Regions from separate parts of the Mus musculus genome. Here region 2 is linked to region 1. A link is a contact called in ENCODE Hi-C or POLR2A ChIA-PET data. All regions are on one chromosome and are shown on one strand. Each heading gives the region's core, a stretch centred on a gene start or an enhancer-like site at or near the end of the contact. The rest is flanking DNA. Distances are from core to core; before and after follow the strand shown.

Region 1 (2,974 bases), core at 246-2,745:
CAGCATCCTTGCTTCATGTTGTTTGGTACCTAAGCTACAGGATATGCAGACAGGTCAAAGTTCATACTGGCCTGTGGACACTCATCTAGCATAAAAACAGCACACATGAAAAGGGAAGCCTGCGTGACTTATGTTTCTATTGCTGTGATAAACATCAGAATCTTTTGGGAAGGTAAGATTTTTATTTCATCTCCAGGGTTGCAATCTATCATGGAGGGAAATCAGGGCAGAAACCTTGGGACAGTAAACTGAAGCAGAACCCACAAAGGAACACTGGTGTACTGACTTGCTCAGCCTGTTTTCTTACACCACCCAGGACTACCTGTTTTCTTACCCCCACCCACAGTGAGCTGAGCCCTCCCACGTCAATCGTTACGTTAATCAAGAAAATGCCCTACAGACTTGCCTATGAGCCAACCTTAGAAAATCATTTTCTCAATTAAGAGTCCCTCTTCCCAGGAAAGCCTGTGTCTGTCAAGTTGACACGAACCAACCAGCATAGTGACAGAGAAGAACACATTCCCTGCACTGAGCATAGCCATTTATTTTGTTGTTTGAGACAGTTCTACCCTACGTAGGGAACCAGACACACATGGAACACTGGGTTCTCCTGCCTCCACCTCCAGAGTGCTGGGATTCCATGTCTGTGTTACCACACCCTGCTTGGACCACTTCTTAACTGGTCCTGTCCCTCCCCAGCGCTCTGTCAGACCCGGCCTTCTCTCTCCCTGAACTCCCCAGATTCTACCTTGAGGGGAGAGCCAGGCCCCTACTGCAGAGCAAACGGAAGCCTGCACAGTCTGCTTCCACCAAGACCTGTTCCCTCTCTACCATCCCAGCCACAGGGGCCATCAGCCCTGGTCTTTCCCCAGAGCCTTGGTCTGCTGGACTTTCCATCATTAGAACTAAATATCCACAATATGCATACAACTAAAGTTCTTGTTGCCCAGGGTGACTGGATTTGGAGATGGGGCAGAGCTAATTAGAATTAAGTAGGACCCTGTATAAGGCTGAAGCACTGGCATACTCTGGAGGACACAGTAGCGCAGTTGTAAGGTGACCCCAGGAGGCCCAACCCTATGATGGAAATGTTGATCTCTTTAAAAAAAAAATTTTTTATTATACATAAGTACACTGTAGCTGCCTTCAGACACACCAGAAAAGGGCATCAGATCTCATTACAGATGGTTGTGAGCCACCATGTAGTTGCTGGGATTTGAACTCAGGACCTTCAGAAGAGCAGTCAGTGCTCTTACCGGCTGAGCCATATCTTCAGCCCCGGAAATGTTGATCTCAAGTTCAAGATAGCCAGCCTCCAGTCTCAGAGTCTCCCAGTCTGTGGTGTTTCTTTTGACAACCTGAGACTCCTGACTCTGCAGAGGAGCTGCCTCACTTCTGGTGTGTCAGCAGCGTATAATCCACTGAGAACCAGCTGCACCCACTCACTAGTGTTCCTGGCTCTGCTCTCCCAAAAATTTTGTCCTATTGCCCATCCTTGTTCCTATGTGGAACCTGGCTGCGAGGATCTTACCATTCACAGCCCTGGAAGCTCGTGAGTGTCCATCTCAGGCATGAATGAATCTGCAATGCCTCTCCTCAGCAAGGTCACAGTAAGCATGGAGTGGAGAAGCCAACACAGCCACTAGTATCACTGTCCTAGATGATGTCCCTGTGTGGTCTAAAGTCCTGCTCTGGGGGAGGGACGGGGTGGAAGACAAGCCCCTGAAAGCATCTCTGGCCCTGGCCCTGCGGGCACCCCTGTGCTCTTGGATGACAAGCCTCCTTTGTTCTCCTGGAGAAGCAATAATCAATTATGCCAGGGCGCCTGAGAGCCATCAGGATTAATGAACGACTGGCCAGGCTGAAAGATGTATAGACAGCAAGGCCAATCGCTGATTGCATCGATCTGTCTGCCAGACAGGTGTGTGGACTTTGGACAGGAGAGCTTTCTGTAACAGCTGACACAGACAAGCACATTTAACCCATTGAAGCATAATGACAAGGGACAGCAGTAAGTTGGGCATATAGCTCAGAGGCAGGTTACATTCCTAGAATGTTCAAGGCTATGGGTTCAGTCTCCATGCTGGAAACTATCAATGATCATTAATTCCCTAGTGTAGCTAGAGCCCATGTGATTAAATCACTCAGCAATACCACTAACTAGAGATCCTCCATACATGAGACTCTTGGCATAGAGCATATCCCAGACTTAATGGCTGATGGGAAGAGCTGGATTTATTGGCTGTGACCAACAACAGGGTTGTATTGCTACAGGTAAGCTGGTACCTACAGATGGGTTTCCCTTCAGGGATGGCACAGACCTAGACCTCTAGCGGACAGCTGTGCAGACTGCCCTTGACCTCACTGACCCATAAAGATTTCAGGGCATCCAGTGTCATCCACGTGTCAGTGATCAAGAGCCTCCAGCTCACACTCTGCTTACCATCAAAGCAGCAAGGCCACAGTGTCACACCACCTACCCACAGCTACAGTCAGAACGGGAAACCTACCTCAAAAAGAGCTCTGAGCTGAGATACCAATAGCTCAGGCTCTCCTCAGAGGGGAGAGACTAAACAAATCCCATAGCGTTAATGTTTTATTTCTTGTTGCTTGGGGAGTTTAGGGAATCACATTCTAAAATAAATACCCAATCCTGCGCCTCACTGAAAGATTTCAGAGCTCCTGAGCAGCCACAGCCAAAAGCATTAGGATTACATCAGTACTGTATGACCATCTTCAGGATGCTGGGGTGTGTGTATGTGTATTGTATAAGCCATAAAATTATTTGAGGTTTTTGAAAACTTTTACATAGTGTACTTTCCAAAGGAAAACAGTTTTCAGAAAAATGATTGTTCCAGCTCACACATCTGAACAGGAATCAAATTCATCACCCTCCACCCGCCCACTCATCAACTCACCCATCTTCCTATTCAACTCCATCCACCCACCCACTCATCAATACAACCCATCTTCC
Region 2 (3,423 bases), core at 181-2,680, 400 kb before region 1:
TGCGTGCCGTCAAGCAATCAACTTCTCTCTGTCCTCCCTTCTGAAGCCCCCTCTGTATTGCAGCAGAGAATCCAAAGGGTTGCGATTTAGGAGAAAACCCCGGGAGGCCCCCATCACAAGTGGGTGTTGCGGCTCTGAGCTGAGAGAAGCCACAGAACCAGACTGCAGCCTGGCACACGCCGCCACTCTCCCTCTTTCTGCTGCCGATTGCCCACGATGAGGATGCCCGCCCAGGCTGGCAGAAAGTGCTTATCAGAGAATGTTCCCTGGCTGATCATAACTGATGCAGTGTGCTGTGTCAAATCGCTTCCTGTTTCCTGACTGCGGATGAGAAAGTGTGATCAGAGCAGAGAGCCTTTGCAACAGCTCAGAGCCATCACCCGGAACAGGTGCAGTCTCCCTCCATGCCTCCTACTCAGCCTGGCTGACACCCACCCCCATCCGGGGCTGGTCTTGGCTCACTGTAGAAAAGCTGTGGACTGGTTTGGGGAGACACTGAGATAGACTCCACAGCAAATAGCTCCCCCGGAGCAAGCTTGTGGGTCTCAGCTTCTACAGGATGCCAGCTTGGATTCTGCAGGACTCTCCATGTGAAGCTACTAGGTCTAAGAAAGCACCTCCTTCCATGGATGACCTCAGCGTGTTCCTTCCACCTCACTACCCTTGCTCATATTCATCATCAATCTTCGTCCACTTAGGGACCTCCCTTGGAGCAGGCACTCAGACATGCTCTTTGTTTTATTCTCATTCTCCACATGAACAAAAGGAGCCTCCTAGAAGTAAACAGTGAGGTCATATGGCTGTAAGCATCAGGGCTTGTCCTGGACACACTGCCCTAGTGTCCCTACAGTGTCCTCCCATCTGCCTGCTGTACCTTACCCAGCATCCACTAAGTCCCTCTCATTTGCTATTGTTACAAGTGCTAAGCTGCAATGGATTTTAAAACACTGATCACTCTCTCTGTCATTACACAACCGCTACCGTTCAAATGAATGGAGCTAGACCTAAAGTTAGACAGCTAACAAAGGTGTATCAGATAGAAAAGGGGGCAGTAAGTAAGGAAATGTAGACAGACTGGGCTACGAGGTCATGGCAGGTGAATGAGCCTCCCTGGGACAGAAGCACCAGAGGGAAGACAGAAGTTTCCAAATATGTCTGGAAGAAGAGTCTCCCAGAAGATGCACTGTGGGGTGCCCACATGAAGAGACAGGGGAGGGACTGAGGAAGCTAGGAGGATGAAGACAGCCAAGGCCACTGTAGGTGACAGTGAGTTCCCAGGGAATCAGACACCGCAGTGAAGACCTCAGGCGTTTTTTTTCCTGGGTTTGACAGGCACTAAAAAAAACGTTCCGAGCAGCAAGCCAAGGAGACCAGATATTGTTGGACTAGGACTTAAATCTTCAAGAGCAGCAGTTGAGAAACTCGGGAGACTGTACCAAAAAATCCAGGGGAAGGTAATAGGCCAGGGTGGTGGGGAGCCAGTTAGCGCTGAGTTCTTTTCAGGTAGCAGGGTAGGAAAGCCCAGAGCTTTGACAGCTACAAGTCACCGGCTTTCATAAAGCAGGCACAAGCCCAGCTTGGGAACTTCAGAAATAATGTGTGCTTGGAATGAAGCCCTTCTTCTAATGCAGGAAAGCCTACTGAAGAAGAAGTGAGATGGTGCCATGCCCCACCACCGAGGGGCATGTCCACTTGCCCCCTGCCAAGGCACACTCCCATCACTGTGCCATGCACTTTGAAGCTCTGTTTGCTTTGCTTTAGTTTGTTTTATGCCTTCTCATAAGCAATCCAAACCTTGCATTTGGGGCATCCCCTCCCTCTGCTTTTTTACTGATTCTGAATATCACTATATATTTTACAGTCTGAGGCAGTTTTTTTTTTAATTTTATGTAAGTAGAATTATAGTCTCTGTCTTTCTTCATTTCTTTTCCTACTCATGATTCTTTTGAGATCTATTCATCTGGTTTCTATTGATTTGGTCTGTTGGCTGCTCTGCTGTGTGCCACCCGTTTTATGTGCAGGCAACAGCTTCTTCATTTCCCTGCCAAAAGGCACCCAGGTCATCCCACCAAATCACAAATGCTCCACGAGTATGCAAAGCTTCACGGCCTGCATGTCTTTACGCACTTTGTAAGACGGTGTGTCATTGTTATGAGCCAGGAAATAGAACTTCTGGGTCAGTGGTACTGTCACATTCCACTCAGATCTTTTCAAAGATTTCACGAAAGCAAGGGTCCAGAGTCACCTTGACCAGCAGAAATGGCTCCTGTCTCTGCAGCGGCTACCCTCACTAGAATCAAAAGCTTCTAATTGACCATCCCCTTCCTAATAACAAGTCCATTACCAGGATTTTAAAGTTTCAGCCATCTAATGATTATGAAATATGCCTTGTTTATTTCATTTTTAAAATCCCCAGCTTATGTGGCTAGAGCGATGGCATAGCTAAGAGACGGTAACTGCTTTACCAGAGGACCTAGGTTTCATTCCCAGCACCCTCTTGGAAGCTCACAACCATATGTAACTCTAGTTTTAGGGAACCCAACACCCACTTTTACTTCCAAGTGTACCAGGCATGCACATGGTACACAGTTGTGAATGCAGCCAAAGCACCCATACAAATAAAATAAAAATAGTGAATTTTTAATTTAAAAGATGTTCAGCTTACTAGAGAATCTGTATATGCAATGAGAGGAGGGTGAATTGCATTGCTCTTAAGATAAACTGACTTTTGTTTTTGGTGTGTGTGTGTGTGTGTGTGTGTGTGTGTGTGTGTGTGTGTGTGTGTGCTGAGACAGGATTTCTCTGTATAATAGCTTTAGAACTGGAACTAAACTAGGCTGACCTTGAACTCACTGCCTCCCAAGTGTTGGAATTAAAGGCAAGTGCCACCACACCCAGCTGATAGACTGACTTCTGTAATATAACATTTAAAAGTATCGTCTCTTCCAGGCCAGTGAACAGCTGAGTAGATAGAGGTGCTTGTTGTCACAAAGCCTGACTATCTAGGTTTAATCCCTGGGACTCAAAGGGTAGAAGAAGAGAAATAGCTCCCCCAAATTGTCCTCTGACCACTAAAATTATTGTGATGGCATGTATAGGCACATGCGCATGTGCGCACACACATACACACATGCATGCTCATAGATAGATGATAGATAGATAGATAGATAGATAGATAGATAGATAGATAGATAGATGCCCAAAAAATTTAGTCCTGTCTTCCCAATGTCTATAGCTATTTAATTTCTTATGTTGTATTGGATAACTTCTCCAGGACAACGATGGATGGAGGTGAAATAGCCACTGTCCCATTCGCTGCTTTAGTGTGAACACATTAAAGATACAACACTGAGTTTTACATTTGTCATGAGCATGACATTGTTGCTTTGGGTGGTTTTATTCATGGAAATCAGGTTTCAGTCT

What was found. A loop is a pair of places that touch in the nucleus more often than their neighbours do. ChIA-PET counts read pairs that join two places held with the same protein, here RNA polymerase II (POLR2A).
Region 2: a loop to region 1 is called in a map of T-helper 1 cell, with 2.2 times the contacts of the local background. The contact joins two enhancer-like sites. A Hi-C loop is called at or near these places in 1 of 37 maps with a recorded cell type or tissue (T-helper 1 cell). POLR2A ChIA-PET finds 5 or more read pairs at or near these places in 1 of 5 experiments (embryonic stem cell).

What each region holds. Positions count from the first base shown.
Region 1 is chr12:28,685,372-28,688,345 of GRCm38, reverse strand. No RefSeq gene overlaps it. Among named protein-coding and RNA genes, the nearest start is that of Mir6937, 7.5 kb to the right of the region's middle. Within about 2 kb of position 1,495, at least 1 of the 3 ENCODE cell types and tissues checked has a DNase peak (open chromatin) inside an H3K27ac peak, as active enhancers do.
Region 2 is chr12:29,080,916-29,084,338 of GRCm38, reverse strand. No RefSeq gene overlaps it. Among named protein-coding and RNA genes, the nearest start is that of Gm31333, 59 kb to the left of the region's middle. Within about 2 kb of position 1,430, at least 1 of the 3 ENCODE cell types and tissues checked has a DNase peak (open chromatin) inside an H3K27ac peak, as active enhancers do.